Linked DNA regions of Homo sapiens: region 1 is linked to region 2. A link is a loop called in an ENCODE intact Hi-C map of the cell type or tissue named here. Cell type or tissue: mucosa of descending colon. All regions are shown on one strand. Each heading gives the region's core, and the rest is flanking DNA. Links, peaks and the distances in the headings are about the cores only.

Evidence for each region. Peaks named below come from ENCODE experiments on the same cell type or tissue, not always from the same donor. Only the 100,000 strongest peaks of a DNase experiment are listed, where the experiment ranks them.
Region 1: it touches region 2 in a loop (4-fold over the local background); 2 of 110 quality-filtered maps call a loop at or near these places.

Annotation. Positions count from the first base shown.
Region 1 is chr13:81,172,042-81,177,431 of GRCh38, reverse strand. No RefSeq gene overlaps it. Among named protein-coding and RNA genes, the nearest start is that of LINC00564, 52 kb to the left of the region's middle. In mucosa of descending colon, for the core only: no CTCF peak of the experiment used is centred there; no DNase peak of the experiment used is centred there.
Region 2 is chr13:81,392,885-81,398,274 of GRCh38, reverse strand. No RefSeq gene overlaps it. Among named protein-coding and RNA genes, the nearest start is that of LINC00564, 170 kb to the right of the region's middle. In mucosa of descending colon, for the core only: no CTCF peak of the experiment used is centred there; a DNase peak (open chromatin) is centred at 2,734.

The DNA.
Region 1 (5,390 bases), core at 250-5,249, 220 kb after region 2:
GAAATGTACAATAGTGACATGCAGCATTATTTTATTTATTTATAATAATTATGGCAAAATTTATTATGTGGACATACCCTTATTTATATGATTGTTCCCTAATTGTCAAACGTTGGCTTTAGCCATAATTTCTGCTATCATAAATCACAGTACAGGGGATAAAGCATCCTTATAACTGCGACCTTGCACACACCCGTAAGTATATTTTTAGGAGAAATTTCTGGAAGTGGTATGCTGGGGCAAATGGTAGACACATTTTGAATTTCTTATATACATACTGACAAATTTGTTTTGAAGAGGTTACTCCAATTTTTATTTCCATAAAGGGCAAATGACTACTCCCAATAATATTTATTTTTAAAGGGGTTTATATTACTTATTTTTTTATTTCTATTTTAAAATATTTCTTACATTTCATGCATGCGAAAATATATGTAATATATATGATAGCTAAAATAATTACTAACACAAATTCCAACTTTCAGTAACGACATTGATAATTTGAGAATTTTACTTACCTTTGAAACCCACTGGTGTTCCTTGCTTTGCTCTCTAGAGGTCTTAAAATTTTTGCTGTTGGCTGGGCGTGGTGGTTCATGCCTGTAATCCCAGCACTTTGGGAGGCCAAGGCGGGCGGATCACCTGAAGTCAGGAGTTCAAGAGCAGCCTAGCCAACATGGTGAAACCCTGTCTCTACTAAAAATAAAAAAAGAAATTAGCCGGGTGTGGTGGCACATGCCTGTAATCTTGGCTACTAGGGAGGCTGAGGCAGGAGAATTGCTCGAACTCGGGAGGTGGAGGTTTCAGTGAGCCGAGATTGCACCACTGCACTCTAGTCTGGGCAACAGAGCGAGACTCTGTCTCAAAAAAAAAAAAATTGCTGTCATTTTCTTTGCTTTTATTTTCATTTTTACTACACATATTATCTATGTATACATACAAACCCCACATATATGTACATATAAATATATAATCAACATATTTTACAATATATTTTTCATTTTGCTAGTTTTTGAAATGTATATTAAAAGTTAAATGCTATATTCTTCTATTATATAATCTTTAGCTAAATATTATACTTGTTAATTTAAGTTATGCATCTATGTTCATTTATTTTGATTGCTACCTAATGTTACATTCTGGTGATAGTCCACAACTTATTTATTCATTATTTTTTAAGCAACATTTTCCAGGTTAATTTTATTATCTACTATTTTACTTGGAACAATTTTGTACATTGGACAAGAATTTTTCTGTGGTATATATATCACAGAATGAAATCACTAAATCAAGCTGTGTGCATTAGCAAACTTCCTTCTCACAAGTAACTGGTAACTCCTTAACCAACTTCAAGCATTGTTTGTACTATTTCAGATCCAGTACTTTTGGAATCTTTTTCAGATTTATGTTACTGTCAGTTACTTCTGAGAGTTATGCATTCTCTATACATTGGCTTATCTATTGGGATGTGGCCATTTCCTTATCATTTTCTAACATTGTAGGGGTAGCAGTCAATCTGAGATGCAGTACCCTTTATTTGAAATCTTGTCAATCACCATGAGTACCAGACTTGTGAACAAAATGTACTTATTTTTCTTTACTTCCACTGATTCTTTTCTACTACAAAAATAGAAATAAGGAACATTAGACTCTTCACGTGAGATTTTTACTTTTCTAAGGTGCGCATATGCCATAGAGATAAGTTCTATGTCTGTATATGTACATATACATGGACGTGAGAGTGTGCGTGTGTGTGTGTGTGTGTGTGTGTGTGTGTGTAAGGTGGCTGAGGGGTTAATTTTGCATCTGAACAGGCCAGTGTTGAGATGACTTCTGTTTTTCTCTAACCTCTTGAACTAATGAATGCAAAATAAAACAACAAAAATCAAAGAAACTAAGCAATAGAGAAAAGAAAGGGATTTAAAAAAAAGAGAAAAGAAAGTCAAGCACATTAACATTTCAAACATTTATGCTGTCAGATAAATTAAACTGTTCAGAATTATAAGGCAGTTAATATCCTACATTTGTCTAGCAATTTAAACCCCCTTAAATACCTGTTTTGACTCAATTGAATGGTTATTTTGAAGGGTTCCACCTGCCACCCATGAATTAAAAGAACAAATTATATTCATAAAGAATCAGCAAATTTCCAAATCTAAACAAAGAGCTAATGCAATAAGGGAGAGAAAGAAAGAAAGAGAAAAAGCAGAAATGGAGGAGAAGATATAGAAAAAAGAAAACTGTAAATTATGTAATTAATACAAATTAGATTAGGGTTTTTGTTTGTAATCTCTTCCTAATTTAAATGCTTGTTTTGGAGGAAATTGTTTACTTCCCCTCTTTTTTCACCCTCTTTTTTCCAGTTATGTAGCCATCTTATGTAATTCATTTATTTAGGATTAAGCTTTCAAACTAAGATGCGCTATTTTGAGGCATTTTTTTTCAAAGAGCTACTCTAAAATCCTATCATTTAAAGACAACTATTGTTACCAAGCATATACTTTCTCTTCCTGTTTTATCCCCAGTTCTACAGAAAAAAATAGTCTAATATCAAAATGAATTTGTACTTAGGATTCCAAACACTTAAAAAATGTTTAGCAGACACAATAGTTGAGAAAAAAATAGTATTGTTACTAACCATATATGTTTTACCAAGAAGTAATTGTTAGTTGGATCACTATCACCAATATTAAAAATATTAGAAGAACCTAATCCCAGTATATTAAAAACAGATTTCTTGAATTTGCAAATTTATTTAGAATTACATAAAGGGTTGCTTCTATTTAAAATTAAGAAAGTAGATAAATCATTTATCACAGAGGTGCTTACTTTATCCACGTATAAACCAAAATCACCCTGACATGCTCTCTGCATTCAAGAGGTTAATTGTTTTGGAGATATGGGCTTAAGTGAGACATAAGCAGGAGTTGAAATGAACTTTAGAAGTTCACGTTGCAAGTACTCCAACAAGTGTATAATTCAATCTGCCTTACCTCAACTTCAAAGAAATGTTTATACCTCAACACCCTATTCAACCCATAGACCTTCATAATGTGAAGACACTGGCAATGTGAAATATTTTCAAATTCAGGTTACCTTTTAGTCATTAAGTCCCAAATTAAATAAGCCCTTATTCTCATTTTAAGTCTGTTACAGTGAGTATATAATGTTAAATTGCTTGACCATGGGAGTCAATAACAATTCAATATTACGATAATGAATAGAATCTATTTTGTTAATTGCTTAAGACACAACTAGTGGTCATGTGCCTTTAGGAAATATAGTAACTGCTTAATATTATTTTATAATATATTATCAATAATGTATTAAATGATAATCGTCTGATTGACTTATGAGCTCTGGAAATACTATAATCAATAACTTTACGTACATAGGGAAAATAAACTGACAAATTAAAGAAATATCCTTCCTTTAAATGTCCCCTTACCTTCTCTTAAAGAGTAATTTAAGAGAAGAAAGGAAATTTTTGAATATTAGCTCACATTAATTCCATGAAATAGCTCATTTCCATTTGTGAAAATACAGAAAAGTTCCTTCTTATAACAATTTGTTATTCACAACCTTTGCAGTAATTACACTAGAAAAATGATGGAAGAGTGTGATTAATGATAAATGAACTTCTATTATCTGCCAGTTACTTTATATATGCACCAGAGTCAATGCTTAACACAACTGCTGGAAGTAAGAACTGCTAAATTTGTTTTCCTGTGATGAAATGGAAATTCATAAGGATTATAATATTTCATTGAATTGAAAACCAATCCTATTCATTGAAAGACACGTATCACCTTACTGCCAGGAGAAACAGAAAATGCTGCCAAACATGACTGTAAGACTTATCTGTAGACTGGTACTGACTCAAAAATGTTATTCTGGTAGGATTTAGGTGGGTAAATGATACCGGTAGGATGGGTTGGGTGGCCCATGGAGTAATGCCAGGTAGTAAAGCACCTGTTTAAGGCAAAGAAGTTGGTGAGCTGAGGCCGGGCGCGGTGGCTCACGCCTGTAATCCCAGCACTTTGGGAGGCCGAGGCGGGCGGATCACGAGGTCAGGAGATCGAGACCATCCCGGCTAAAACGGTGAAACCCCGTCTCTACTAAAAATACAAAAAAATTAGCCGGGCGTAGTGGCGGGCGCCTGTAGTCCCAGCTACTTGGGAGGCTGAGGCAGGAGAATGGCGTGAACCCGGGAGGCGGAGCTTGCAGTGAGCCGAGATCCCGCCACTGCACTCCAGCCTGGGCAACAGAGCGAGACTCTGTCTCAAAAAAAAAAAAAAAAAAAAAAAAAAAAAAGAAGTTGGTGAGCTGAATCTATTCCCAGGCCTCTCTGACTCCAAAGCCCTGATTCTTACATTGAACCTCACGGCCTCAGCTATCTTCACAAAACAGGATGCATTTGACATTTTCCTATATGAGAACTCATCTTTTCCTTGATGGCACCAGCAGTCTTTGTAACCTTCATGTGGAGGAAATCAAAGTGCATGGCAGTGTATTAATCAGAAAAATGGATTGTGCTTGCCTCCTCCTGCCAATCACTTGACAAGGAAAAACAGATAGCAAAGATTAAATCACAGCTTGCTCAAATGCTCCACACTTGAAATAAATACATTTCAGCTTTCACGAAAGTCCATTATGCACTGTTTGGCTTTGATTAGCAGGGGGCATTTCATAAAACATGAAAGAAAGGTACAGCTGGGGAAGAAAGAAGAAATGCGTGAGCATGTATAGTCACTGTTTAGTTAAACAGCTGATTCACCCCAGTCAAAGAAAACAGCAAAGGCTCTGACAATTACGAATGTCCTTGGCAAAAGGATGAATTTACCTGCCTGTAAACGAGACATCGCTTGAAAAGGCAGTGTCTGCAGCAAACAGAACACCAGCAGAGCATGACTTTAAAGAACAATCCGTATTTGCTCTTACACAGGAGAGATCCACAATTGCAACTTGATTGTAATCCTCACCTGGGAAATCTGAAATCACCACCTGTTTTCTTTGGATGCTTGTGTGACACACTCCAGTTGCTTTCTACAGAATTTAGAACATTCATTTACTCCAGTGGATACACTTGGAGCTTTACTCAATTCGATTCATTTTCATTAAACAACTGACTCACCAGACTCATTAGACCTATGCAATTCACTATGTTTCATAGTCACATCTTTACTTCTAAATATATGGTACAAACATTGCTTCTAGCTAAAGGTATATTTTCATATAAATGCTGTAATTGTTTGCCCTTCGTTAAAAAAGCCAAGATATTAAATGTAAGAAATAGTCTAATAGTTTGTTACTACGCAGTCAGTTGTCTTAAGAATACTGGAGAAACAGAACAAGTGAAATAACATCAACCACTCCAAATTCTAATTTAC
Region 2 (5,390 bases), core at 258-5,257:
TATATGGATGCATTTAATATAATATTATCTGGATTAAAATATACCAATAGCAATCACAAAAAATTCCAGTTACTTTTGTGCAAGATTTAACTCAAAATCTTTGAAGGTTTATTATTCAATCTTGCATTTAATTATTTATTCTAGGTGAATTTACTGAGCACTTGCTTTATGTTAGACTGTCATTCTATAAAAATCACGCTAATTAAAACATAGGGAAATATTTTTATCCTAATATTGCTACTTATACATTGTTAACAATTAATGAATTTAAAATATAGGCCTTGAATAAACTTTATCTTAGCCTAGTTCTATGCATTAATCTGAAGGACAGTATAATTATTTTTCAATACTTTTAGTATTCTCAAGGGTTTTTATATAAAACATCAAATTCTCCTTCTCTCCCTCACACACACACATAAGCATACTTTGTTTCCCCAACTAGACATCCCACAATATTATTGTTATTGTTATTATTATTATTATTATTGAGACAGAGTTTCGCTCTACTTGCCAGGGTGGAGTGCAATGGCGTGATCTCGGCTCACTGCAACCTCTGTCTCCTGGGTTCAAGCGAGTCTCCTGCCTCAGCCCCCCGAGTAACTGGGATTACAGGCATGTGCTACCATGCCCAGCTAATTCTGTATTTTTAGTAAAGATGGGGCTTCACAATGTTGGTTGGACTGGTCTCGAACTACTGACCTTGTGATCCGACTGCCTCCGCCTCCCAAAGTGCCGGGATTATAGGCCTGAGCCACCACGCCTGGCCCCTACAATAATATTAATTTATGCTTTTAAGGGTTTTGTGGGTTATTGGTGATTTTTTCTTCTTTCATTACCTTTAATATTTTCTTTTATTTTTAAAATTTATCTTTTCCTTGCTTCTTGAAATTAAGACTTAATTTATTTTCAGTTTTGTTTGTTTGCTTGCTTGTTTTTTGTTTGTTTTTTTAGAGATGGAGTCTCGCTCTGTCGCCCCGGCTGGAGTGCGGTGGCACGATCTCGGCTCACTGCAAGCTCCGCCTCCTGGGTTCACACCATTCTCCTGCCTCAGCCTCCGGAGTAGCTGGGACTACAGGCGCCCGCCACCACGCCCAGCTAATCTTCTGTATTTTTAGTAGAGACGGGGTTTCACTGTGTTAGCCAGGATGGTCTCGATCTGCCAGGATGACCTAGTGATCCGCCCGCCTTGGCCTCCCAAAGTGCTGGGATTACAGGTGTTTGCCACCGCACATGGACGTTTTCAGTATTTTTTAAATGTGCACTTTAAGGTTATAGGTATTTCCTAAATAACACTTTCTTTGCATCTCAGAAGTTTTTAAATTTGTGTTGATTTCAACTATAAATGTTACTAGGCAGTGCACTCATCCTAGGTTATTAGTCTTACTTGGAGAAAGAACGCTGCTAACGAATTAATTTAGCTTAAAAGAGAATTTATTGAAGGAAAATACAGAGCAGAGAGTTTATTTAGAGAGACAGTACACTCTGAAAGATGAGGCAGAGCAGGTTACTGCAAGGGAGTGATCCAGCAGCAGTCTGAAAGCTCTGCGTTGGGTTTTTATGAAGCTGGATTTTTTCTTGAAGTTCCTACCCATCAATGTCTGAAGTCTCCGCCATTTTTCTTTGTCTGGTTTTCCCGCTCCTATTTTTTAAGTCCTCTCCTTTCCCACCCCAGGCTTGTGGGACCCTCCCTTCCTATTAGTTGGTGCACGTGCATGGGCCTGGTGTTGGATATAAATTTTACTTAATGGTTGCATTGCTCATTACCGCACCCTGCCCCCAGGAAGGTTTTACAGGGGTTGTGCTTGTGCCTGTGTATCTCTTAGGCATTTCTTCTTTGCCTTCTTCCCCTTACAACATGCATCTAGCTACATTCTGACAGGTTAACTGCAGAGTGAATGATTACTTGGCATCTTAATGGGCGTTCTTTCTGCCTAGAAATTTCCCCTCCTCCTTGCCCATATCTAACATGCAGGTTTCAGGTGGTCCCTGGAGGTCCAGACCTCCCTTTTCTCAGGGCTCCCCCTCCTCCTCATGTCTAGCTATCTGCCTGCCCTAACACAAGTATGTTATACGTTTCACCATGACTCCATCTTTAACTCATGAGTTACTTGGAAGACATGATTTTCCTTTTTATACATTTGTGTTTTATAATGTACAACATAATACTGGTATGAAGCAGGAAAAATGAATAAATTATAGGTAGATGCATAGACATGGATAAACCTCACAATGTAATATAGAATTAAAGGGCAAGCAATGGAAGAGTACGTGAGAATGATGCCACTAGTATTAGTTAGGGTATAGTCCATGCTCCTGTAACAAAGATACTCAAAGTGACAATGGCTCAAAAGAAATTTATTTGTCTCTCACTAGTAGTGCAGAGAACGAAGCCGAATCTTGAGGTTTTCCTTCTAGATTGCTATGCAGCTGTTGGATGCAGAGAACAATACTCCGAAGTATGGAGTTTGGCATGCTTAGTACTTTGAATTAAAAGAAATCGCGAGGTCCAAAAAGCAGCCTAACTTTCTACCCTTCTCTTGTTTCTCCTTACCCCCTAGTACGGGGAGGGACTGTCTCTGTGAGACAGCCACATGCCTAGGCAGATAAAAAGGGATCCCTAGAGAATCTCCAACCTGCCCCACAAGTGTTTACAACAGATGTTTTTGTGCAGATGAGAGAAGCTTCCCAGGGCTGGTCTGGGCATTTCACCCAGCGGCCTGGAGCCAGAAACAGGCACTGGCGGAAGTGGGTGGAGCTATGGAGAATTTGAGTCTTACACAGGGGAGGAGCCTGCTGTCTTCAGCTCATGTATGCGTCCTGGAATCAATCTGTGAGATGGCAGCCTGTTAGCAGGAACCCCCTTGCTTTGCTGATAGTTCTTTTTTTCTTTTCTTTTCTTTTCACCCAATACATTCCATTCAATGTGTATGTGTGCCTAATTTTTCCTGGTTGTGTCACAAGAACCCAGTTTTAGTAGAACTAAGGAGCAAAATTCTGCAACATCTGGAATTTCCTTATTGGACTAAGGAAACATGTTCAAAAGAAATGCAATTGCGTTAAGATGCACCACCCACCCTCCCAACCCAGGAATCTCATCAAATAACCAGGCAAGATTAGCCACTAAAAAAGGAAAATGGCAGGGTTTGCTTCAGTGTTTGTTGTTTTGTTCACCAGCCTGATTTTTGCCAGCACCTTTGTGTGTCAGTGGCTCCAAACTGTGAAAGTACTCCAAGATAAAAAGAAGCAGCTGCCTCTATTTTCTTTACTGCCTTCTATATATCTCTGAATTCCTTTTTGTAAATTTGTTTGGTTCTGTGCACAGGAGTCCCACAAAAATATTAGAGTCAAAGAAGGGCCAGATGAAGAAAGTCTATATCACATCCTGAGCTATAGAAAGAAACAGGGGCTTGAGGCTCCTGAGAGGTGGTAGAGTCAAATTATCGCAGCGTGAGGAGAAGAAATGTATGGTGAACAAAGGTTGCCTTGTTATGCAGACAAAACTCTCTTAGGTAATAAAAGTTGTCTGGGAGCAGCTCGCTTCCTGTTACAGATATCCTTACTAAAAAAAAAAAGAAAAAAAAAAAATCCCGCATGGATATAAATCTTCTTTACGAAAGGGAACTTTATTTTAGGCAGTTGAGTGGAAGATGAAGAACTGTTTCTGTGTTGGTTGAGTGCAATTTGTTTTTATTCAAAATAATCAAGATGCCAGGATGGTATATATCGGAGTGATATATCCTAAATCTCTTTAAAATCATTTATCAAAATGATATTGTATAAGGCTTAGTAAATGTAACATGATAATGTAACATTCAAGGAAATTTGTGAATAAGAGATCCAGCTCAGCATTTAACCGAGTCTCTTAAGTGTGGTCCTCACATTGGAAGAATGCCTATGCACGCTTATGTTTATTGCTAGAGTTTTATTTGTTTTTTTTTTCTTGTGATTGTGTGATTTATTTGGAATATGGTTGACAGTGATGTTTTGTTGTTATTTGGAGACCTGTCCTTATTTTTCTTGGTAATAAAGAATAATATTTCAAGGCCCAATTGTTTGCATGACATCATTGAATTTTATTGCTTAATATAGCACCTTCAGAGGGTATAAATTTCTCTGTTTTATTTAACCCCATTATTAACTGTTTGGTCTGAACTTTAAAAAAAATTCAGTCTGTAGGTTGAGAAATAATGACATGATGTGATTTGAACATGCCTACTTTCTAAGGAAGCACACAGCTTTGATATTTTTTTCACCTTAGATTGTTTATGTCTGAGTTATGAAAAGAGAGTTCTCATGGCTACATTTCTCAGGAACCAGAGGAGCTTGAGGAAGTTGGAGGGACTCTGCTCTGAGCCCTGCTGTCAAGAAAGGGCACAGCAGAGTTTGTTTTGGTGTTGTGTTTGTTCACTGTCCTTCTGATCTTTGTCAGCACCTCTGTGTGTCAGTGGCTTCAGAGTGTGAAAGTACACCAGGATATAAACAAGCAGCTGCCTCTGTTTTATTTACTGCCTTCTATATATATCTGAATTCCTTTTTGTAAAAGTTTGTTCGGTTTTGTGATGGCTTATCCTGAGAGAACAGATCCACAGGGCCTACACTTTATCAGCCTCCTACACTTCATAATCTGATTTTCTTGCATTTCCCAAAATACCTAGGAAATTTAGCATTCTGCTGTCAAAACCACTCTTAAAACATACCTGCAAGTAAATTCCTTTCCCTTCCTCCCTTCCTTCCCTGCTTCCTTCCTTCCTTCCTTCCCTGCTGATTTATAGGATTTATGATTCTTATTTTTGTAACTTTAATACTTATGAATGTTTTCTCTTTTTTCTATCTATGGCATCTCTCGGCCTACCTTACTGAAGAACAAATATTTATTTATATGAGAAAAGAATTTCGAAAGCAAAGGACTATATATATTTAACGTTTAACAAACTCAAACAAGTTAACTGTTTAGGATAGAATTCTGAAATTAGTGGTTTCCCTGCTTATGAATCATCATCTCAATATTACTCTTATGTCCACAAGATTCTACAGGGGAAGAAAGAGTAAATCCCATATATTCTTAGTTGAAACACATCCCTGTTACAAAAAACAGATTAACAGATTAACAAGAGAAGAACAAACAGAAGTTCATTAACATGCAGATTTCATATATAAATGGAACACACCCAGGAAATGAAAAATTCTCAAAGAGGTGAGTTTGAATTTGAGTTTATATAGCATCTTCAACAAAAACAGTACATTTTTAGAGAACTGACAAGACATAGAAAAAGGGCTTTGAGTCTCTAGAGGCTGCAACTTGTGGAAAGGCAAATAATTGGCAGATAAATGTTAGCAAAGCCTGTTAATATAGATTCCTCTGACCCTCTCCAGGCTGATAAAGCTCTAAA